2 separate regions of the Homo sapiens genome follow, and region 2 is linked to region 1. A link is a loop called in an ENCODE intact Hi-C map of the cell type or tissue named here. Cell type or tissue: CD4-positive, alpha-beta T cell. All regions are shown on one strand. Links, peaks and the distances in the headings refer to the core of each region. The heading gives the core; the rest is flanking DNA.

Region 1 (12,710 bases), core at 2,142-10,141:
TTTTTATTTCTCCAGCAAAATACTTAAAAGTGGGATTTGTAGGTTATAAGTATGTGTTTAACTTCGGAAGGAACTGCTAAATTATTTTCCAGAGCAGCTCTTACCACTTTACATTCCCACCAGGAATGTATGAAAGTTCCAGTTGCTCCATATCTTCACCAGCACCTGGTATTGCCAAGCTTTGTTCTCTTTGGGTTTTTTGGTTTGTTTGTTTGTTTTTCTTATTTTAGCCATCTTCATAGGTGTGTATTGGTATTTCATTGTGGTTTTAATTTGCATTTCTCTAATGACAGATGTTATTGAGTACCTCTTCATGTGCTTATTTACCATCCATATATCTTCTTTGACGAAATGTCTATTCTGATCTTTTGCTAATTTTTAAAATTGGTTTATTTTCTTATTGTTCCGTTCTGAAAGATTTTATTATTTTATTTTATTTTATTTTATTTTATTTTATTTATTTTTTGAGATGGAGTCTCGCTCTGTTGCCCAGGCTGGAGTGCAGTGGCATGATCTCGGCTCACTGCAAGCTCTGCCTCCCCGGTTCACACCATTCTCCTGCCTCAGCCTCCCAAGTAGCTGAGACTACAGGGCCCGCCAGCATGCCTGGTTAATTTTTTGTATTATTAGTAGACACGGGGTTTCATCATGTTAGCCAGGATGGTCTCGATCTCCTGACCTTGTGATCCACCTGCCTTGGCCTCCCAAAGCGCTGGGATTACAGGTGTGAGCCACCGCACCCAGCCAGTTCTGAAAGATTTTATATACTAATTACCAGTATTAGTAATACTTTGTTGACTATGTGATTTGCAAATATTTTCTCCCAGCCTATGGCTTGTCTTTTTATTCTCTTAAGAAAACACTGGTTATACAGTTTAATAAAGGTTTAAATACTGGTGAATATTTTTATACCTTTTGGCCAATGAAGGACTTTTTTCTTTTTTTTTGAGACAGAGTCTTGCTCTGTCGCCCATGATGGAGTGCAGTGGTATGATCTCGGCTCACTGCAACCTCTGCCTCTGGGGTTTAAGCAATTCTCATGCCTCAGCCTCCTGAGTAGCTGGGACTACAGGCACATGCCACCATGACTGGCTAATTTTTGTATTTTTAATGGAGACAGTGTTTTGCCTTGTTGGCCAGGCTGCTCTTGAACTCCTGACCTCAGATGATCCATCTGCCTCAACCTCCCAAAGTGCCAGAATTACAGGCGTGAGCCACTGTGCCTAGCCATGAAGGACTTTTTAAACATAACATCATGAAAGAAAGAAAAAATGAATAAGGAATTAAATGTGATTTTTTTTTAAGTTTTATAGAAAAATCACTTAAAAATTGAAAGTCAGCCAGGCATGGTGGCTCACGCCTATAATCCCAGCACTCTGGGAGGCCAAGGCGGGTGGATCATGAGTTCAGGAGTTCAGAACCAGCCTGGCCAACATAGTGAAACCCCGTCTCTACTAAAAATACAAAAATTAGCCGGGTGTGGTAACATGTGCCTGTCATCTCAGCTACTCAGGAGGCTGAGGTGGGAGAATCGCTTGAACCTGGGAGGCGAAGGTTGCAGTGAGCCAAGACCACACCATTGCACTCCAGCCTGGATGACAGAGTGAGACTCTGTCTCAAAAAATAAAATAAAAATAAAAATAAATTAAAAGTCAAGTAACAAATTACAGAAAATGTTTTCATAAACATAACCTATAAAAGACCAATGCCTTTAATATAAAGAGCACATACAAATTAGTAAGAAAAACACTTATACTTTAATAGAAAAATGACAAAAGGCATTAGTCATTTCAATGAAGAAACTCAAATGGCAAACAAACTTATATTTCAAAAGTTCAAACCTTACTATAAATTAAATAAAAAGGAAAATGACAGTGAAGCATATTTTGCCTACCAAAATGGACAAAGATTTTTAAAGTTAGTGACAATACTCAGTATTACAGAAGGAGGAGAAACATAGCTAGTAGGAGGACAAATTGACTCAATCTTCCGGAAGGCAGTTTGGCACTATGTATAAAGAACCTCAAAACTGTTCATACCCTTTGACCCACTACTTCCTCTTCTAGGAAATTGTTAGAAAGGCCAGAGAGTGTAGATGGCAGGGAATACTTAGAGCTAGAGGAGAGGCCCCTACACATGTCCACCATCATCCTTCGGGCTCATTTAACACTTACTATTTCTATACTGTAAATGGCAACAAGATTTTCCCTACCTCAACCTGACTTTGAGCAGGAGCTGTTGCTGGCTAAGCAGCCTGAACAATTCACATGCTCAGACGCTTGTGCTTTTTTCACATGGCCCCTCCAGGACACCTCTGCACTGGGCTGCAGCTGCAGGGAAGGCCGAATGTGTCCAGTCACTGCTGGAGTTGGGAATGGACAGCAACCTGCGGGACATCAATGAGAGCACGCCCTTGGCCTATGCCCTGTACTGCGGTCACACGGCGTGTGTCAAACTCCTCTCCCAAGAGAGCAGGTGAGTACAACAGGAGCCAGTTATTTTTCTATTCTTCTCAACTATTTATAAATTTGGATGAAATGTTTTAAATTGCCAAGGTGCAAACCAATAATAATATTATTATACTTTTATAATATAATTAATGTTACATAGTATTAAAGACATTAAATGATTCTATAATTAACGTTTGCCATTATCTAACACAGAATAAAGTGCTCTTGGAGCAAAATGATAGTAGTGAATCCAAATCCATCAGCCTAATATTCACTGAACTTGAATCTCTTCTTTCCTTTTCTCTCTTTCCTCTTCCCTTTTTGGCAAATCCTCTGAATCCCTCTTTTGCCTAATTTGATGAGTCTCAAACTTTCGTTCTCGGGACCCTTTTACACTCTCAAAAATTATTAAGGGCCCCCAGATAACTTTAGTTTATGAGAGTCAAACCCGTCAATATTTATGGCATTAGAAATTAAAACCGAGCGGCCAGGTGCGGTGGCTCATGCCTGTAATCCCAGCACTTTGGGAGGCTGAGGCAGGTGGATCACCTGAGGTCAGGAGTTCGAGACCAGCCTGGCCAACATGGTGAAATCCCACCTCTACTAAAAATACAAAAATTAGCCAGGCATGGTGGTGGGTGCCTGTAATCTCAGCTACTTGGGAGGCTGAGGCAAGAGAATAGCTTGAACCTGGGCGATGGAGTTTGCAGTGACCCGAGATCACTCCATTGCACTCCAGCCTGGGTGACAGAGTGAGACTCCGTCTCAAAAAAAAATTAATTAATTAATTAAAATGAGAAATTTTTAATAAAATATGCATTGTTATCCATTTAAATTAATAATAAACATTACATTTACATGAGAACATAAATAGCATATTTTAATTAAAAATAAAATGTTTTATTTAATATTTCTATTTCCCAAAACAAAAATATTGTCATGAGAAGAGCAGCATTGTTTTATATTTTTGGCAACTCTCTTTGGTAGCTTAATACAAGCTTAATAGAATACAGCTGCGGGCTGGGCATGGTGGCTCACACCTGTAATCCTAGCACTTTGGGAAGTTGAGGCGGGTAGATCACCTGAGGTCAGAAGTTCAGCTAGACCAGCCTGGCCAACATGGTAAAACCCCATCTCTACCAAAAACAGAAAAACTAGCCAGATGTGGTGGTGCGTGCCTGTAACCCCAGCTACTGGGGAAGCTGAGGCAGGAGAATCGCTTGAGCCTGGGAGGTGGAGGTTGCAGTAAGCCGAGACAGTGCCACTGCACTCCAGCCTGGATGACAGAGCAAGACCGTCTCAAAAAAAAAAAAAAATAGAATAAAGTGGGTTCCACATCTACTCTTTGCATTCTCTCTGTTGCGATGTAATGTGTTTTGTTTTTTGGTTTGGGGGTTTGCTTATTTATTTATTTATTTATTTATTATTATTATTATTTTTAGAACCAGAGTCTCACTTGTCATCCAGGCTGGTGTGCAGTGGCATAATCATGGCTTACTGCAACCTTGAACTCTTGGGCTCAAACGATCCCCTCACCTCAACCTCCTGAGTAGCTGGGACTTTAGGCATGTGCCACCATGCCCAGCTGGGTTTTCTTGTTTTTTGGTTTTTTATTTTTTTGTAGAGATGGCCTCACTATGCTACCCAGGCTGGTCTCAAACTCCTGGCCTCAAGCAGTCCTCCCACCTTAGCCTCCTGAAGTGCTGGGATTAGAAGTGTGAGCCATCATACCCAGCCACAGTATCATGTTTTGATTGATGTATATAAAAACGATCCAGCCTTATATAAATACGTAGTTGGAAAAGGCAGGTGTATCTCAATAGGCTTTTCAGATAATTGTGTGTATTTTTCTTTGATACGATACCAAAACTTAACAAGCAGCAGTTTCTTAAAGGTTAATTGCAATGTGGATTCTCACCATATCAATGAATTTTTTGTACTCTGTCACATTAGAATACATTACTATACCTTATACTTTAAATGGGTCTTATACACATGCGTGATTTTATTAACACCTTGCATTGGTCATTTGGAAAATATTGGTTCACTTAATTATAAAGATCTTCCAGATGACACATTTCATTATACAATATCAAAAAGTCACATTTGTTAACATCACCACCAATCTATTGGACAAGCTTTATATACTGAGATGGTGTCAAGCTTACAATGTGAATATAAGTTTTCCAAAATTCTAGTTTTTGCTTGAAAGCTAGACTTTTGTCATTGGCTACAATAACTGTCAGTTATTTATCTTGAAATGAAATATTCACTGTATTCGTTTTATTTTATTTATTTGTTTATTTATTTTGAGATGGAGTTTCGCTCTTGTTGCCCAGGCTGGAGTACAATGGCACGATCTCGGCTCACCGAAACCTCTGCCTCCCAGGTTCAAGTGATTCTCCTGTCTCGGCCTCCAGAGTGGCTGGGATTACAGGCATGTGCTACTACCCCTGGCTAATTTTGTATTTTTAGTAGAGACAGGTTTTCTCCATGTTGGTCAGGCTAGTCTCTAATTCCCAACCTCAGGTAATCCACCCGCCTCGGCCTCCCAAAGTGCTGGGATTACAGGCGTGAGCCACCACGCCTGGCCCACTTTATTCATTTTAATATATTTTTATTGTATATATATATATATATATATATATATATAGTATACATATTTTGATATAAATATACCTAGTCAGATGGGTCGAGCGCAGTGACTCACGCCTGTAACCTCCACACTTTGGGAAGCCAAGGTGGGTGGATCACTTGAGCCCAGGAGTTCAAGACTAGCCTAGCCAAGATGGCAAAACCCCATCTCTACTGAAAATACCAAAATTAGCTGGGCGTGGTGGCATGCACCTGTAATCCCAGACACTTGGGAGGCTGAAGCACGAGAAATACTTGAACTCAACTGCAACTTTGTACCCTTCGACCTACACCTCCCATTCCCCCACCTCACCCTCACTTCTGGTAATCACTGTTTTACTCTCTGTTTCTGTGTATTTCACTTTATTTATTTTGCAGAAATTTCTGCAAATACTTAGCTCTACATAACCACAGTTTGTCTGCAAGGCATAAAAATGGTGTTCCGTGAAAAAAGTGTCCGGTTCAGCCCGCGACTCAAACAATTGCACAGCTGCTTTACCCCAAGACAATCATCACACCTCCGTATATAGTAGAATTGCTTACGAGTGCTTCTTATTTTGTCAAACAAGTGTACTCAAGTTAATATTTAATCAAATTAATAACTTGTACTCCCTAAACAAGGACATTATTAAGTTAAAGGACTTTTTTTTTCTGCAAGTACATTGATGCCACTATTGTCCTGATTTGTACTGAGGCAGCCACCATTTTACCCACCACCTCTATTGCACCATCGATGCAAGGCAGCACAGTGAAAAAGACAAATAACGTTGTGATGTTATTATGAATAGAGTTTAATGCCATAAACCCCTTAAAAAGTCGGGGATCCCTCTCCAAGGGTTCAGTGGACCCCATTTTGAGACCCAGAGGCCTAAAGCACAAGCTGTAACAGGAGGAGGAGATGGCTTACACAAGATGCTGCAATAGCATCAATTCACACAGACATATTCTTTATAGGGAAACTTGAGCGTCGGAAGTGCCCTGGGGCTCTCTCTCTGGTGGTATTAGGAGTCTAGAATTCAGTATTTCAAAAAGCCCATTGGAAGGTGAAAGAATAAAGATAAGACTACATCATGGAATAAAAATTCAAAGGATGCACTGTGTGACCTGTAGAGAAAACATTCATTATATGCATCCAAAATAAGTGGTGATGTTTTTCAAATTGCAGATTGCGATATCTCACTCCAGAAAGTAGTGTTGCAATCTGACTCAGGGGCACACACACGGGTCAGGTTTCATCGTTAATTCATACCGCAGAAAGCATTAAGTCAATTGGAGCCTCAAAAGAGAATCACACAGAATTTTCTAAGGAACACAAACAGAATCTTGCCTCAGGGAACCTCTCGACAACTGCTGGCCTTTTTCCTTTATAATTTGCCTGCGCATTGGGCATTGCTCACTTTCTTCTGCAGCCACGCCCGACCTTGGTCATGCACTCCTCCTCTTCCCTCGCTGGAGCCCAGACTAAAGCTTCTTTCCTTGGTTGTTTTTTTTTTTTTTTTTTGCTAGAGATGAGATCCTGCCATGTTGCCCAGGCTGGTCTCAAACTCTTGACATCAAGTGATCCTCCTGCCTCAGCCTCCCAAAGTTCTGGAATTATAGGCATTAGCCACCGTACCTGTTCTTCAGCATACTTTTTTTAAAAGTACTTTTCGATAGGAAAGTTTTAGTTTAAAATGGGGAGGGGTCTCTGAGGGGGATAATGTCAGTCGGTCAGCACTCGGTCCAGGTTTTCTAGGATCTCTGTCAGAGAAAGCCTAAAACCACATTCCCCCCACCTCAGCAACCTCCTCCATCCTTCTGCTCATTGAAGCCTGAACTCAAACCCTTAGGCTTCATCTCTGACTTCAACTTGCGTGCCTACTGACTGTCCTTGAGATGTGAGAACAACACTTTCAGCTAATTTTCAGTTTAGTTAACCTCTTGTTGAAAACAGATGATCTAGGTGTAAATTTTGAAAGGATATCCCCTGAAGGAGCAAGAAAAATCTAAGAAACGTCCTCCTTGGGCAAAGACTGCCCATGGTAAAGAGCCTCTTCTGGGCGGGATTGCCAGGGGTACTGTGAGTTCTTCACACTGCCTTTAACTTGAGAAGGCTTTGGAGGTATCTAGGAAGGATCTCAGAAAACCTGATGAAGCATGTGGAATAGGGGGTCGGTATTTCGGTGAGTGATGTCTCTACTTCCCATACTCACATATCATCCCTGCTCTTTTATATTCGCATAGAACAGAGCCTACTCGACCCCCTCCCTCCCAGAGCAGTCGGCCCCAGAAGAAGGAGAGACGGTTCAACGTGCTCAACCAAATATTCTGCAAAAACAAGAAAGAAGAGCAGAGAGCCCATCAGAAGGATCCCAGCAGGGACCGATACAGAGAGGAGGACACCTCAGAAGTCAATGACATCATCACCACCTTTGATAGCATCGTGGGTACCAACTGCCAAGAACAGCCTGGTGATCAGGTGGCTATGGTTGAATTTAAGAAGAAAACCTCAGACAATTCAAAATATCTCTTACCAGAAAAGAAACCGCTGGCCCGTAAGGGGCTTCCACCAATCAGAACGCAGAGTCTCCCACCCATCACCCTGGGCAATAACTTCCTAACAGCCTCCCATAGGGCCACTTCCCATGCAGGCCTGAGCTCTGCTCCTCATCATATGGCCCAGCGATCTCAGAAAAGTCGAAGTGAGCAGGATTTATTAAATAACAGAACTGGCTGCCAGATGTTACTAGATAACCCCTGGAAGAGTGATTCTAATCAGGTATTTTCCTACAAAGTTTGGACTGTGTCTTCTTCTGATAAGCTGCTGGACAGATTGCTCAGTGTCCGGCCTGGTCACCAAGAGGTCTCCGTGCCACCACACCTTCGCCATCTACATAATCCATCATCAGGTAATGTCCTTGATTTCATGTTCATTCTCAGCAGGCTCTATACTGGAAATGTCCCGTACAGTTTTAAGCTAGGAACTGGAGTGACAATAGCCTAGAAGGCAGGGTGAGAATAAAATGAGTGATTAGAGCCACCTTTTCTCCCAAAGTGCACTGGATTTGAGATTTCTGAGCTGTGAAAACATTCTGCTTCTCCCCTCTTCAAGTAATCATCAAGTACAAATATGTGCCTTCTCATCTCCCCAGCAAATATGTGTGGTATGTACCAGATTGGAGCAAGAATATTACTATTTCCACTAGCAAGGATTCTTAACTAGTGTGTGGCAAATACCTGTGAGGAGTTTGTTTGTGTGATTGTTTTTAAATCAGGCATTCAATCTCCACCCCAGACCTACTGAACCAAAATCTTGGTGAGGGAACAGGGAAAATGGCCATGCCTTGTGTGGACACATGTAGAAAGGTAACACATTTGCACATTTGTGAGTTAGATCTCAACACATACCAAAGGGTTGTAAAGCAATTCTCCCTCTTGCGTCTTCCCCAGCTATCCAGTGCCCCTCATCCAAAGCTAAATGTCAAAAAAAAAAAAAATGCATTTTTTGTTTATCCTTCCAGAGATATTTTACCCACATATATGTCTCCATTTTTAGATATGAAATATGTACATATCCCACCTTTTAAATAAATGTATCACACTAAAGAATGTATTTATTTATTTATTTGAGACAAGGTCACACTCTGTCACCCAGGCTAGAGTGCAGTGGCACAATCATGGCTCACTGCAGCCTCTGTCTCCTGGGTTCAAGCGATCCCCCTGCCTCAGCATCCTGAGTAGCTGGGACTACAGTTGCGCACTGCTACATCTGGCTATTTTTTTTTTTTTTTTTGTAGAGATGGAGTTTCACTGTGTTTCCCAGGCTGGTGGTGAACTCATGGCCTCAAGCAATCCTCCCTTCTCGGTCTCTCAAAGTGCTGAGATTATAGGCATGAGCCACCACACCAAGCCTAAGAATTTATATAGACAGATAGATAGATGATAGATAGATATAGATAAAGATTTTTTTTTTTTTGAGACGGAGTCTCGCTCTGTCGCCCAGGCTAGAGTGCAGTGGTGCAATCTCAGCTCACTGCAACCTCCACAGTGACACGATCTCTGCTCACTACAACCTCCGCTTCCCGGGTTCAAGCGATTCTCCTGCCTCAGCCTCCCAAGTAGCTGAGACTACAGGCATATGCCACCACACCCAGCTAATTCTTTGTATTTTTAGTAGAGATGGGGTTTCACCATGTTAGCCAGGATGGTCTCGATCTGACCTCGTGATCCACCCGTCCCAGCCTCCCATAGTGCTGGGATTACAGGCGTGAGCCACCGCGCCTGGCATAGAATTTATATTTTTATACAAATGTATATGTATCTATTCCCCACCTTATAAATAAATTTATCGCACTAAAGAATTTATTTTTATTTTTTAAATGATCCATAGGCTGGGTACAGTGACTCACACTTGTAATCTCAGAACTTTGAAGGGTTGAGGCAGGGGGTCAATGTAGCAGGATCCCCATCTCTACAGAAAAAAAAAAAAAGATCCACAGGTGATTCTTTGAACCATTGTTCAAAAGCAGAGGCTGCAAAACAGCTTCCGAAACCTGTTCGGTGCCACAGTACCTTGGCTTGTTTTTAAGTAAATTGTCAATATTTTTAAATTATGAAATTTTATATAAAAATCTAGAATTCTAGCTTCTCTCGAAAAACTAGAAAATCTGGCAACACTAAACCCAAATTCCCAAATGGCAATAATTGGCTGGATCTGAGTAACCACTGTCCACTTAGACACCACTGTCCCCAGTTCAGTTCAGTCCAGTCCACACCACTCCACCGTCTCTCCATGGAGTGTCAGACAGGCTTTATAAACATCTTTCAGTTGTTTTTCTTACAGTAGGATTAAGAGAAAAAATAATTTATTTCTTGAAGCCATTTTTCTCTAAGAGTAGAAAAATGAAAGACCAAGACAGCAATGGGGGTTTTTGTTGGGCGGTGGGGTGTGTGTGTGTGTGTGTGTGTGTGTGTGTGTGTGTGTGTGTTTTGAGACAGAGTCTCACTTGTCACCCAGGCTGGAGTGTAGTGGCATGATCTCGGCTCACTGCAACATCCGCCTCCTGGGTTCAAGCAATTCTCCTGCCTCAGCCTCCCAGGTAGCTGGGATTACAGGCATGTGCCACCACGCCTGACTAATTTTTGGATTTTTAGTGGAGACGGGGTTTCACTATGTTGGCCAGGCTGGTCTCGAACTCCTGACCTCGTGATCCGTCCGCCTCGGCCTCCCAAAATGCTGGGATTACAGGCGTGAGCCACTGTGCCCAGCTGCAATATGTTTTTTTAAAAAGTAGAAAAGGGCCATATATTTTTTCAGAATGAGCAAAATTCCTTTGCGTTTAATATGCAGTTGATTTTGACTCTCTTCACCCTTTGACATGTGCCCAGTGCCTGAAGCCTTTGAAGTAGAATATGGCTCCCTCACTCATATTTGTATACATATTTAGGCACAGGATAAATATGGATAAGCACATTAAGGCTGTTTCCTGATGTCTGAGAAAAACTCCAGTCAAGATTTTGCTTCCTCCACAAAGCACTGAAGCACTTGGCTGGTGGCATGGGTAGTGTTTGCATTTTTTTCTGCAGAAGGATCAGGAAGGGAACACAGTGGTCTGCCACCTTTTGACACTTCAGGGCCTCAACCCATCCTGTTTTCCAGAGTTAGGCCTGTCCCGGCCAAACGAATACCTTCTGTTATGAAAATCATGTGAAAATCTGAAAATCTTGTTCTTTTTCCGTTCCAAAGACAGCCTTGGCCTGTCTCTTTTACATCAGTTAGGATGGGGTTCAGCTTCCTGTAAAAGAAACCCAAAGTCACAGGGGCTTGAACAACATAGAAGTTTATTGCTATCACGGCCAGGTGCAGTGGCTCAGGCTTGTAATCCCAGCACTTTGAGAGGCCAAGGGAGGTGGATTGCTTGAGCTCAGGAGTTCAAGACCAGCCTGGGCAACGTGGTTAAGCTTCGTCTCTACAAAAAATACAAAAAAAATTAGCCAGGAGTAGTGGTACTTGCCTGTGGTCTCAGCTACTTGGGGGGCTGAGACGGGAGGATCACTTGAGCCTGGGAGGCAGAGGTTGCAGTGAGCCAAGATCGCACCACTGCACCCCAGACTTGGTGACAAAGTGAGGCCCTGTCTCAAAAAAAAAAAAAAAGTTTATTGCTATCACATGAAAGAAGTCTGAAGTAGGCAGTTCCCAGACATTTGGTGGCTCCACAATCATAAGCAACATAGGCTCTTTCCATCTATGTGCCCCGTCACCTAATGTATGGCTTCTCTCCTCGAGGGGCTGATGGAGCAGGAGGAAGGAAGTAGAGAGGGGGAAAAATGCGTGTCCCCATGTGAATCAGCTCCCATTAAGAACTCATCTGGCTTAAGTGCCACACTTCCGCTTGCATCTCATTGGCCTCTAAACTTTGGTCATATATTCACAGCTATCAACAAGGAGTCTTTTAGCTGGCCACGTTGCTATCCCTCCAAAATTGGATTTCTGTTTCTAAGTGAGGGAGGAGATATTAGATGGAGAGTTAGTACATTCTGACACATGTGCCACCCAAAAATTTCCATCTTATTTGAAATAAAAAGAAATTCAATAAACGTGGTTTGGGGATTTGCTCACTTACACAATGAAATAACTAGAAAAATCCTGGGACAGCAGAATAGCAGAAAGGGGAAGGTGAATTTCTCCAATGGAATCTGCCTATATCAAATATTTTTTTCAACCAATTTTTCTGAGTGCTGATTATAACTAGGAGCCATTCTAGGCAACTGAGTCATGATAAGATAAATTTCCCAAGTGTTTTCAGCCTATAAATCAGCTTTAAGGGGTATAGATTTACTAAAATGCTTCTGCAACTGACTTTAAATTGACTTTCTTCTCATGTTTAGATACAGTCATAGGGTTTCAAAAATGGAAAGGAGCTTAGTCATTTGATCAAACATTAAATGATTGCTGAGTGTTTATCACAGTTGATTTATCAAAAGAGAGTGAGGGATTTTTTTTTTTTTTTTTTTTTAGAGAGAGATAGGATCTGTCACCCAGGCTGGAGTACTGTGGCTTGATCATAGCTCACTTCAGCCTCAAACTCCTGGGCTTAAGCAATCCTCCCATCTCAACCTCCCATGTAACTGGAACTACAGACACATCTCCTCCTCTGGCTAATTTTTTTGTCATCATTTTTTTGTAGAGACAAGGGTCTCACTTTGTTACCCAGACTAGTCTAGAACCCCTGGCCTCAAGCAATCCTCCCATCTTGGCCTCCCAAAATGCTGGCATTATAGATATGAGCCACTAAGGCTGGGTGTGGTGGCTCATGCCTGTAATCCCAGCACTTTGGGAGGCCAAGGTAGGCGGATCACCTGAGGTCAGGAGTTCGAGACCAGCCTGGCCAACATAGTGAAACCCCATCTCTACTAAAAATACAAAAATACAAAAATTAGCCAGGTGTGGTGGCGGGCGCCTGTAGTCCCAGCTACTGTGGAGGCTGAGGTGGGAGAATCGCTTGAACTCAGGAGGCAGAGGTTGCAGTGAGCCGAGATCGCACCTGCACTCCAGCCTGGGCGACAGAGCAAGACTATGTCTCAAAAAAAAAAAAAAAAAAAAAAAGCTTTCCTAGCCTTACGGATTTTATTTTTGTGATCATTTTT
Region 2 (12,710 bases), core at 2,869-10,868, 70 kb before region 1:
GAGATAATTCTGACACATTCTACAACATGGATGAACCTTGAGGACATTATGCTAAGTGAAATAAGCCAGTCACGAAAGGACAACGGTTATTGATTCCACATACATGAGGTGCCTTTAGTAGTCAAATTCATAGACAGAAAGCAGAATGGTGGTTTCCAGGGACTGGGGATGGGAAAGAATGGGAAGTTACAGTTTAATGAGTACAGAGATTTGGAAGATGAAAAGATGAGTTTTAGTGATGGTTACACAACAGTGTGAATGGACATAATGCAATTGAACTGTAAGTACACTTAAATGGTTAAAATTTTAAATTTTATGTATCTTTTACCACATTTTTTTTTTTTTTTTTTGAGACAGAGTCTCGCTCTGTTGCCCAGGCTGGAGTGCAGTGGCGCGATGTTGGCTCACTGCAAGCTCCGCCTCCCGGATTCACACCATTCTCCTGCCTCAGCCTCCTGCACAATTTTTTTAATTAAAAAAACTCTTTAACTATCTGAAGGCTACTATCATGACCCCTGGAATAATCTTCAGAGTAGACACATTTATCTCCTTCAACCATTCTTCACGTGACATGATTAAAGTCCATTCATACCTCCAGTCACTCACCTCTGAATGTTCTCCAGCCACTATACCCCTGTTTAATTGAGACCATAGACCTCAATATGACACTGACCAGTTAAGAATGGAAAAGGCCTATCACTGCCCTCAATATGGCTACTAGATTTGGTAATTCAGCCAGACTTCCTACTAATTTATTACAACGCTGTTTATTTCTATAGAGCTAATTTTCCAGCTAAAACTCCAAGTTCTTTTTTAAAACGTTTTATCAGTCAGAACTTTTTCAGTGATTAAAAAGAAAATCCAAACGAATACACAAAATCTATGTAAATTGACTTAAGCTGGAGGCATCACATTACTTGACTTCAAATTATACTACAAGGCTATAGTAACCAAAATAGCATGATACTGGCATAAAAACAGCCACGTAGACCAATGGAACAGAATTGAGATTCCAGAAACAAGTTCACACATTTACAGTCAACTCATTTTTAACAAAGGCACCAAGACATACATTTGGGAAAGGACAGTCTCGTCAATAAAAGGTGCTGGAAGACTGGATATCTATATGCAGAAGAATAAAACTAGACCCCTATCTCTCACCATATACAAAAGTCAAATCAAAATGGATTAAAGATTTAAATGTAAGACATGAAACTACCAGAAAACATTGGGGAAATGCTTCGGGAGATTGACCTAGGCTAAGATTTCTTTTTTCTTTTTCTTTTTTTTTGGTTGTAGGGGGGTGGCGGGGTTGCGGGGGCAGGGCAGAGAAAATATCTCCACCTTTCTCTGGTAAGAGAAAGATGTCACCAGGTGGCTTCCAGGTTCATGGGTGGTAGAATAAAGCAACAGTATTGTTCTCGACAACCCCAGTCAACATATCAAACGTATCATTGCTTTTCGTGGGCTCTAATTGGGTCACATCCCTGAATCCATCTCCATGGCCAGGATAATGCTAGTGCTGAGTGGCTTAGTTCTAAGCCACATGTTCTGCCCCTGACCAGGGATATAGCCAATTCCACTGAATCAGCCTGTGGGCTAGAAGAGGAGAGGAAGTAGTCCCTAGAGAATAATCAGGTTTACCTTATCAACAGGGAGAGGGGAAGTTGAGTGCAAAAACTACATACTTAACCACCCTTCAATCAGTTCAACTGGATATTTTGTGGACCAAGATATTGTTACCGGGGGTCCTTGTTCTTAGAGCTCCGAAGATGGTGGCGGGGGGCTTCCAAGATGGTAGCCAGCCTCGTGTTATCTGACCTGGGGTTCTTGGCCTCACGTATTCCAAGAAATGGAATCTTGGGCCATGCAGTGAGTGTTATAGCTCTATTAGAAGCCGTGGGTCACGGAAGAGAACCTAGAACCCAGTGACTAGCGTTCAGCTCGATTAGGATGAACCCAGGCAGTTAGCCGTGCAGGAACAATGGCAAGCCTTTAGCCCGATTGGGAGCAGCAATGGGTGCCTCGCTGGATCAGGAGCACAGCGGTCACCCTGCTGGATCCAGAGGGATAGAAGTCAGCGGCGGGTCTGCGACAGCAGCAAACAGCAGTGGTGGACAGTGAGCGAAAGCTCAGCTCAAGCCGTAACAAACACGGACCAGAAGAGTGTGCAGTTGCAAGATTTAATAGAGTGAAAACAGAGCTCCCATACAAAGGGAGGTGACCCAGAGAGGGTAGCCGTTGCCAGCTCGAATGCCTGGGTTTAAATCCCGGTCATTGTCCCTCCCGCTGTGCTCTCAGACAATAGATGATTGGCTATTTCTTTACCTCCTGTTTTTGCCTAATGAGCGTTTTAGTGAGCTCTCTTTACTACCTGATTGGTCGGGTGTGAGCTAAGTTGCAAGCCCTGTGTTTAAAGGTGGATGCAGTCACCTTCCCAGCTAGGCTTAGGGATTCTTAGTCAGCCTAGGACATCCAGCTGGTCCTGTCTTTCAATATGTTACTCTACCTTTAGCTCTATTAAATACTATCTAATTAGATTTCTGGCAAGATATTTTGGGGATCATAATTCTATCAGGCAATGCATTCATTGTTTCTCTCAGCTGTATGTGGTCCACAGTGTGATGAATGTGCCTTGCATATTTTATTGCACTCAGTGATGAACGGATTGTGAATACATTTATGTCTGTTATATAGGCACATTATATAACATATGAACAGGCTGTTAAACACAGAGCTCCTCAGCCCACCACCAGGATCTTCCTCCTGAAGTGATACCACCAGCATCTTTGGATGTGGTCACACAACCAGATACCAGCTCCATCTTTGTCCTGTTTCTGGGCCCTATTTCTTGTGCCCAAATATACTGTGAGAAATCTTAACAAAATGTCTAGAGTCCTAGGAAGGTTCCTAATGGGGACTAATGTTCTGTGCAATGTATGGACTTTTTGTCTAATCATCATCAACAAGAGACTATTTTCTCTACATGTCCCAGATTTCTAATGCTTTCTAAACGCACCAAAAAAAAATTTTTTAAGTAGCAGTAGTCACAGCAAATATATACACTATTATATGCCAGGCCTTGTTCTAAAAGCACACAGAATTAAATATTAATTCATTTTTTTCCTCACAACAAACTTATAAGAGAGGTAGGTAGTTATCCTAATTATCATCATTATTACCTTCATTTTAAAGACAAAGAAACTGGCCAGGAACAGTGGCTTACGCCTATAAATCACAGCACTTTGGGAAGCCAACATGGGAGGATCATTAGAGACCAGCCTGGGCAACATGGCAAAACCCCATCTCTACAAAAAATACAAAAATTAGCTGGGCGTGGTGGTGCATGTCTGTAGTCCCAGCTACTCAGGAGGCTGAGATGGGTGGATCACTTGGGCCTGGGAGGTCAAGGCTGCAGTGAGCCAAGATCACGCCACTGCACTCCAGCATGGGTGACCCAACGAGACCCTGTCTCAAATAAACAAACAAACAAACAAAAACAAGGAAACTAAGGCCTGGAGAGGGGACGGTCCAAATCCACACAGCTGGTCAGTGCAAGCTGATACTGAGGTTGTCTGCCTCCATAGTCCTTGCGCTCATCACAGGAGTGGCATTTGACCTGGACACCCCTCCTCTTTCACTTCTGGCCCCCAGGCAAATGTGCAAGTGAGTCTGACTAAAACAAACAAACGAAAACAACAAAATACTACTGTGAGTAAGTTAGGGAACAACTACTCACTTTACAAAACAGTTTGTTGTCATAAGTGAATCATTTCCAATAACAAGTTCCTTTGGGGACAGACAGGTCAACCGGCACTTATGACTTCCCAAAAATACTGGGACAGAGAAACCGAGGCAAAGGGTTAGGACCACTGCCAACGAAAGATCAATTCGAACTGAAAACTAAAAAGTATCTTTGACATAATATCCACATTAGCAGAAAAACACAACTTAAAAAAACCTTTTTCTCTTTTTTTACTTTTTTTTTTTTTGAGATGGAGTTTCACTCTTGTTGCCCAGGCTGGAGTGCAATGGCGCCATCTGGGCTCACCGCAACCTCCACCTCCCGGGTTCAAGCAATTCTCCTGCCCCAGCCTCCCGAGTAGCTGGAATTACAGGCATGCACCACCAGGCCCAGCTAATTTTTTGTATTTTTAGTAGAGACGGAGTTTCTCCATGTTGGTTAGGCTGGTCTCAAACTCCTGACCTCAGGTGATCCACCCACCTCAGCCTCCCAAAGTGCTGCGATTACAGGCGTGAGCCACCACACCTGAACAGTGGCTATGCTTGAGGGGCAGAGGAGGCGTGCATGGGAGGAACGGTGTGAGTTGATCAACACAGCCTCTCCCTGGAGGCCTCCTCTTGAGCAGAACTCACCTCCCAGTCCTCCCCGTTCTCCACTTGACCCACAGTTCTTTTGTTGTTGTTGTTTTGTTTTGAGACAGAGTCTCGCTCTGTCGCCCAGGCTAGAGTGCAGTGGTGCAATCTCGGCTCACTGCACCCTCTGCCTCCCGGGTTCAAGCAATTATCCTGCCTCAGCCTCCCAAGTAGCTGGGATTACAGGCACATGCCACCACACCTGGCTTATTTTTTTGTATTTTTAGTAGAGACTGGGTTTCTCCACATTGGCCAGGCTGGTCTTGAACTCCTGACCTCAAGTGATCCGCCCGCCTCGGCCTCGCACAGTGCTGGGATTACAGGCATGAGCCACTGCACCCAGCCCCACTTGACCCATAGTTCTGTTGTCGCCTTTCTTTTTTTTTTTTTAAGACAAGGTCTCACTCTGTTGTCCAGGCTGGAGTATAGTGGCACAATCATAGCTCACTGCTTGAACTCTGGGGCTCAAGCAATCCTCCTGCCTCGGCCTCCTGAGTACCTGGGACTACAGGTACCCACCACAATGCCCAGCTAATTTTTAAATTTTTTGTAGAGAGAGGGTCTCACTGTGTTGCCCAGGCTGATCTCGAACTCCTGGGCTCAAGCCATCCTCCCACCTCAGCCTCCCAAAGTGCTGAGATTACAGATCTGAGCCATCATGCCTGGCCTGATGTTGCCTTTGACCATGCTATTAGTTGGTTCAGGCATGCACAAGGCATAATGCAGGTGGCTACCAAATTCAAAGGAGTTGCCTACAGTTCTGTTTCTTCTGGGAATGCCCTCTCATGAAATCTCAGGTGGTTGAAATGAAGAGACTTTCATGAAGGGACAGCTTGCAGAGATGACGCAGGGCTGAAAGAATGAACTAGGGATGCTGAAGCTCCACAGACTAACATCAGTGGGAAGCCAATCCCATCCTTACAGCTAAGAAGGATGGGAGGGGACCATTTTATCAGGGAACCCAGAGAGACTGACTCTGCAGAGGAAGAGACTGGCTCTGCCAAGAAAGAGCCTCCTGTTGGGAGAGAAGTGGCTCCTGCCGAACACGGCACTAGGGGAAGGCAGGAAGAAATGTCCCATCTCTCTCTTCTCCCCATCAGGCTCCTGCCCGTGCCTCTCATGGGCAAGCAAAAGGGTGAGGGAGCCTGGGTGGAGCACTCGGCAAGGGTCAGTCCTCAGGGTACAGAATAGGGTGGGAAAGGCTGCCTCACCCTCCACATCTGGAGAACGGAGAATGGAGAGCACAATGTCTCTTTGAAAGGTAGTAAACTGAGTTATTGGGAGGACAAGGAACATGTTCCAGATCAAAAAGGGCAATGCAGAACCAAGATGAGGGCCCCACTTCCCACTTTCCTCTCTGGGCTCCCTGGCTTCGAGAAGCCTGAATGCCTGGAAATAATCAGAAAATCTCAAATGACATCCAATCCCTCAGGTTCCTTTCCAATACACGGCGGTGTTACAAATGGCATGAGTGATCCACCTTTCTTCAGAAGTGGTGAGGGAGTGTGTAGCCAGGATGACCCAGACTTCTGCCTGGATTCACTTGAGAAGTTTTAATGAATCACTTGTGTGGGTGACGACTTGGGTATTGTTATTCTTTCAGTGAACTGGCTCCACACACTAACATTGTGTCTGTTTTATGCATGAAGGTGACTCATCTGAGGAAGTTGACCTGACCATGGTTTATCAAGCAGCCTCTAATGGAGATGTCAATGCTCTGACTGCAGTGATTCGGGAAGACCCTTCTATCCTAGAATGCTGTGACAGTGAAGGTGAGATATGTATGCATTTTGAATCCAGAATGTTCTGCTCTATTTTTTTAGAGATGGCCTTCAGACATGAGCAATGTTAATAAATGTATATCTGACCAGCCATTTTGATACTGTGCCTATGTGCAGGTACCACATCGCCTCTTATAATGAAGTCATCAGTTTGAGTTTGTTTTCAATATCTTTGTATGAATGACCAAAATAGATAGGTCAAGTAGTTAGGAAAAGGTACGGAAAGAGCAGGCTACTTTTGGTAGCAATGGATGTTGAGAAAATGTAACTGTAAAAGGCAAAGAGCAAGGATTTCTGCTTCTGGGAAGATGGAGTAGATGCATTTCTTTGGTATTATTTCTGCTAAATGCAACTAAAAACCCTGGACGTTATATGTAAACATAAAAAGACTCTGGAAGATGAAGATAAAATGACAGATGAGCTGAGATCTTCTGACTCAAGGAATGACATGGTGTAAGTGCCCAGGGTTTTCTTCTTGCCTTGTCTCTCCCAGAGCTGATGCTGAAGAAGCTGGCAACCCAGAAATGTCAACAGGCACAGACCAAACAGCAAGAAAAACAACAAAAGCCTTCTCTCTCTGGCAAAAGGACCAGGAAAGAAACAGCCTAGAAAGACAGAACACTTTTTAGACAATAAGTCCCTACTCCAGCCAAACACCACAAAAAGCCATGGGGCTCCAGCCCCACTCGTTCCAGCAAAGACTGAGTAGGAAACCTGGATTTCTAATGCCACCTTGCAATAATGAGGTGGCACCCCTTTACTTCCCCTTTACAGCAGTGCCCATGGAAGCCAGCTAAAATAAAAGGTTTAAGATCAGGAATCTCATAATATAATACCCCAAAAGTCCAAGTTTCAATCAAAAATCACTCGTCATACCAAGAAACAGGAAGATCCCAAACTGAATGAAAAAATAATCAACAGATGCCAATGAAAGAGATGTTAGAATTATCTCACAAAGATTTTAAAATAACCGTGACAAAAATGCTTCAATGAGCAATTGAAAACATGCTTAAAACTAAAGAAAAAAATAGAAAGTCTCAGCAAAGAAATAAAAGACATAAGGAAAAACCAAATGAGAATTTTTAAAAATCAAAAATACAATCATCACAATGGTAAAACTCAGTGAATAAGCTCAGCAGCAGAATGAGGATGCAAAGGAAAGAAGTAATGAACTTGAAAACAGAACAGTAAGAAATAGCCAATAAGAAATAGGTAATCTGAAGAGCCCTATAATTAGGAAATTGACTTCATAATTTTAAAATCCCCCCCGAAAAAGATATCTCCAGGACTAGATTATTTCACCAGAGATTTGTGATCCTCCCACCTTGGCCTCCCAAAGTGCTAAGATTATAGATATGAGCCACCTCACCTGGCAGATTTCTACAAACTTTTAAAGAATAACCAGCATCGATTCCACATAATCTCTTCCAAAAAGAAGAGATGAGAAAACACGTTTCAGTTATGTTTATGAGCTAGTATTACTTCACTATCAAAACCAAAGACGATGTAAAAAAAAAATAAGCCTATAGACCAGTGGTCTTCATGAATGTAGATTTAAAAATCCTTAACCAAATATTAGCAAATAGAATTCAGTAATATACAGAAATAGGCCGGACACGGTGGCTCACGCCTATAATCCCAACACTTCGGGAGGCCGAGGCAAGCAGATCACTTGAGATCAGGACTTGAGGTCAAGACCGGCCTGGCCAACACGGTGAAACCCCGTCTCTACTAAAAATACAAAAATTAGCTGGGTACGGTGGCATAAGCCTGTAATCCTAGCTACTGGGGAGGCTGAGGCACGAGAATTGCTTGAACCGGGAGGCGGAGGTTGCAGTGAGCCGAGATCGCACTACTGCACTTCAGCCTGGGTGACAGAGCGAGACTCTATCTCAAAACAAAAACAAAAAGAATATCATACACCATGACCAAGTAGGGTTTGTTTTAGGGATGTTAGGGCTGTAAGACTGGTTCAATATTTGAAAGTCAATGTAATCCACCGAATTAACCAACTAAGGCAGAAAAATCACATGTTCATATCAATTAATACAAAAAAAGCTTTAGACAAAATTTAACACATATTAATAATAAAAATCTCAGAAAAATAGGAATAGACGAGAGCTTCTTCAACATAAGGAAGAGTATCAACAACAACAACAACAACTCTAGAGCTAAGGTTTTACTTAACGGTGAAAGTTTGAGTGCTTTGCCCCTAAGACCTGGAACAAGGTGTGAATGTCCACTCTCACCACTCCAATTCAGCATAGTTTAATATGAGTGCAAAAGGGCAAGAAAAGGAAATAAAAAGCATACATCTTTCATTTTTTACCCAGACTGGGGTGCAGTGGTGCAATCTTGGCTCACTGCAACCTCCACCTCCCGGGTTCAAGCAATTCTGCCTCAGACTCCTGAGTAACTGGGATTACAGGTGCTCACCACTGCTCCCAGCTAATTTGTGTATTTTTAGTAGAGACAGGTTTCACCATGTTGCCCAGGCTCTTCTCAAACTTCTGACCTCTCAGGTGATCCTCCCACCTTGGCCTCCCAAAGTGCTGGGATTACAGGTGTGAGCCACTGGCCCGGCCAAAAGCATACATCTTGAAAAGGAAAAAAGAAAACTATTACTTTTTGCACAATTTGATTGTCTTCATAGGAACTCCTAAGGAACCTACCAACATACTCCTACAACTAAGTGAGTTCAGCAAGGTCACAGGGTACAAGACATAGATTTTATTTTTGTATACAAACAATGAACATGCAGACATCAAAATTTTAAACCATAATACCATTTAAAATCACTCAATAAAAAGAAACATTTAGGTGCAAATACAATAAAATATGTACAGAACTTGTATGTTGAAAACTATAAAGTGCTAATTAAATAAATCAAAGATCTTAATAAATGGAAAGGCATACCATGTTTGTGGACTAGAAGGCTCAACATAGTAAACATGCAGTGCTCTTCAAATCTGTGTACAGATTTAGCGCAAATTCTGAAGAGACATCTTGGCATGAGATGGAGACCACAATTTCTACCAAACCCCAGCAAGATTTTTTGTGTATATAGACAAGATTAGCTAAAATGTGTATAGAAATACAAAGGAACTAGGATAGTTAAAACAATTTTGAAAAAGAATAAAGTGGAAGGAATCAGTATACCCAATTTCAACTACATTCAAGCTACATGCTATAGTTCGAATGTGTTCCCTCAAATTTCATGTGTTGGGAACCTGGTCCACAATGCAGTATTGTTGAGAGGTGGAACCTTTGGGAGATTATTGGGATTAATCCACTCATGGGTCATTGTGGGAGTGGGTTAGTAATCATGGGAGTGGGTCTGTTATAAAAGCTAGTTTGGTCATCTCTCATGAGCTCCCTTGCCATGTGATACCCTGTACCACCTCAGGACTCTGCAGAGAGTTCCCACCACCAAAAAGGCCCTCACCCAATATGGCCCCTCAACCTCGGACATCCCAGCCTCCAGAACTGAAAGAAATAAAATTCTTCTCTTTATAAATTACCCAGTCTCGTGTATTCATTTACAGCAACAGAAAACAGACTAAGACAGTATAAAAATCAAAACTAGCTAGGTTAATCCATCTAGAGTATTCAAAGTTATGCCTGATACATAATAAACACTCAATAAATACAAGCTATTATTGTTGCTTTTGGAATTTCATAACCTTACTGTAATTACTTTGCACCACCCAGGACAAGACAATGAGTCTCGAAGTGGCTAAGTTTCTTAGCCAAAGTTTCATAGCTAATAAAATAGTTGGAACTGGAACCCAAATATTCTGTGTCCTTGGTTAGTGCTGTTTCTGCTCCTTATCTTGTAGTGCAGATGTCTTAAAGTTCTTGAACACTTTACCATGTGGCAAAGTGGATCATTTAAGGACGCAAGATGCTGAGGCTACCTTCCTGCACACCTTACCTAACCAAGTTGCTCCACCCTTTATTTTGCAGAATTTAACAATTTTGACAATTTGCAATCTTTTCCTTGGATTTTTTTAAAGGAAAAAAGTTACAGAGCAGTTGAAGGCCCTTTTTATTCTTTTCTGATTCCACCCCTTTTCCCTTCATTCCTCTAAAATAACTAACCGCTATTCTGAAGCTGGTGTATATCTTTCCTTTTTCTGTTTTTGTGCTTGAACTATTTTTCCTGGGTTTATAGCAATCTGTTGTTATTTTGATTTATAAAATTTACATAAATAATAGTGTGTATCTTTGCAATTGGCTTTCTTCACTCAAAATTATGTCTTTAAGATTTATTCAAGTGGATCTGGATTAATTTAACTCAGACATTTTAATTGCTCTATGACACTTCTTTGCATAAATATAATTTATGTATTTCTCTATTAATGTTCATTTATGCCATTTCTTGTTAGTTTAGTTCTTCATTATCATCTTTGATTATATCTCTTTGTTCATCAATGTGAAATTTTCGTTATGAAATAAACTTGGAAGTGGAATTACAGGGTTATAAGGTATAAGCACCTATGATTTTATTAAATGTTGCCACATTTATCCCCAAAAATGGTTGTCCCAACTTATACTTTAACCAACAGTATGTAAGAGTTTCCCAAATCCTTGACAACACCTGGCATTTCAGATGTTTTATAATTGCTAATCCGATATGTATGAAGTGGTTTTCAAGTTTCACAACAGCTTTGTTGAGTTTTTATTAGACTTGCAATGAATGTATAGATTCATTTTCAGGAAATTGATAGCTCTATTATATTGAGTCTTTTCCTTCATAAACATAGTATCTTCCCATGTTTAGTTCTTCTTTTATGTCACCCAGTAAGTTTTATACTTCTTATCCACATAAGTCTTGCTCTTCTTTGGTTAGATTTATTCCTAAGTACCGTATTTTTGTTGTTGTTGCTTTTGTTTTTTGTTACTTTTCCTATTGCTTTTGTTTAAGGAAGACCTTTTCTTTTATATATGAATTTTACATACAGGAACAATGCTGTACTGTCTTACTTGTTTTATTTTGAGGGTTTTTTTTTTTCTATTTTCTACAAGGACAAATGTACCAACTTAAAATAAATTTTGGAACCCCATTTGGAGATAAATCTGTCATTCCTCCCTAAACCTCAGTTAGAGACACCTCAGGAAAATTATTTTAAACTTAAGAAATATTTGGGCCAGATGCAGTGGCTCACGCCGGTAATCCCCGTACGTTGAGACATTGACGTGGAAGGATTGCTTGAGCCTAGAAGGTCAAGGCTGCAGGGAGCCATGATCACACCACTGCACTCCAGCCTGGGCAACAGAGCAAGATGCCGTCTCAAAAAAAAAAAAAAGAAAGAAAAGATTTGTTCAGTAATCATTTGGTTATGCATTTCAGAATTGCTGTTTAATATCTTCCCGGTACCAGGTACAGTGGTTGGTACCGAGGATTCAGTGATGAGCAGGAGAGATGTGGTTCCTTCCACTTCGAATTATAGCTTAGAAGAGACAAATTTTAAACACGTGATTATGCTCAATCAATACATAATTGTAAAATATTAAAAGAATTACTAGAGAAAAATGAAGGATGATGAAAAATTATAACATGGACATCCAGTTCACAATGGAGGGTCAGGAAGGTGTTCCCTGAAGAAATTTATATGTAAGCTAGGCTCTCAAGATAGATGTAAATTAGCCAGACATAGCATGTAATTTTATGAAAACAATATCTAGGGATTCTGTTTTTGTTTCTTTGTGTGTGTGTTTTTTTTTTGAGATGGAGTCTCACTCTGTCACCCAGGCTGGAGTGCAGTGGCACAATCTCGGCTCACTGCAACCTCCACCTCCCGGGTTCAAGCAATTCTCCTGCCTCAGCCTCCTGAGTAGCTGGGATCATAGGTGCGTGCCACCATGCCCGGCTAATTTTTTTTGAATTTTTAGACAGGGTTTCACCATGTTGGCCAGGCTGTTCTCGAACTCCTGGCCTCAAGAGATCTGCCCACCTCTGCCTCCCAAAGTGCTGGGATTACAGGCAGGAGCCACCACACCCGGCCTATCTAGGGATTCTTTAGCTTTACTTACTGAGCATTTCAGATTCACAGATTGCTTCAATAATTGCCTTTTGCAGCATGTCCTTTTTTTCTCTCAATAGTTATAATTACCACTTGTTGACAGGAAGAAAGGAAGGGAGGAAGGGAAAGGAAGGAAATTTTGCAACTATTTTAAGACATAGCACTTCATTGCTGCTTTTTCCCAGTACAGATGACTGAAAGAGTTTCAGAAGGAAAAAAATTGGAGAGAAATTGAGTTGCCGACTGCAACTCAATTTCTGGTGTCCTAGGGACTGCACTGCAAAGCTCATCACTCCCTCCAGGCAATGTTCAAATTCAAATATTAAAGAAAACTTTGGCAAAAGGGACACTTAGAAGTTAAGACTCAGCCACAACTCTGAACTCGGTGTTCTTTCAGTGAAAACAGAAATCTTGGGATTTACCCTTTCTTGGGGATTTCTCAGGGTCATAGCTTGCAGTTCATCTGGAGAAGAATCACAATCTCCAGTCCAAAGACATCTACACAAGTCTCGACTGGGCAAGGAGT

Evidence for each region. Hi-C counts contacts between places; a loop is a spot of excess contacts. Peaks named below come from ENCODE experiments on the same cell type or tissue, not always from the same donor. Only the 100,000 strongest peaks of a DNase experiment are listed, where the experiment ranks them.
Region 2: it touches region 1 in a loop (1.8-fold over the local background); 4 of 110 quality-filtered maps call a loop at or near these places.

What each region holds. Positions count from the first base shown.
Region 1 is chr5:56,106,380-56,119,089 of GRCh38, reverse strand. ANKRD55 (ankyrin repeat domain 55) reads left to right here. Exons shown (of 12, transcript NM_024669.3): 9 at 2,308-2,475; 10 at 7,308-7,972. Among named protein-coding and RNA genes, the nearest start is that of IL6ST-DT, 120 kb to the right of the region's middle. RefSeq lists a silencer at 1,914-2,208. In CD4-positive, alpha-beta T cell, for the core only: no CTCF peak of the experiment used is centred there; no DNase peak of the experiment used is centred there.
Region 2 is chr5:56,176,951-56,189,660 of GRCh38, reverse strand. ANKRD55 (ankyrin repeat domain 55) reads left to right here. Exons shown (of 12, transcript NM_024669.3): 3 at 6,027-6,149. Among named protein-coding and RNA genes, the nearest start is that of ANKRD55, 50 kb to the left of the region's middle. RefSeq lists a silencer at 9,905-10,199. In CD4-positive, alpha-beta T cell, for the core only: no CTCF peak of the experiment used is centred there; a DNase peak (open chromatin) is centred at 5,970.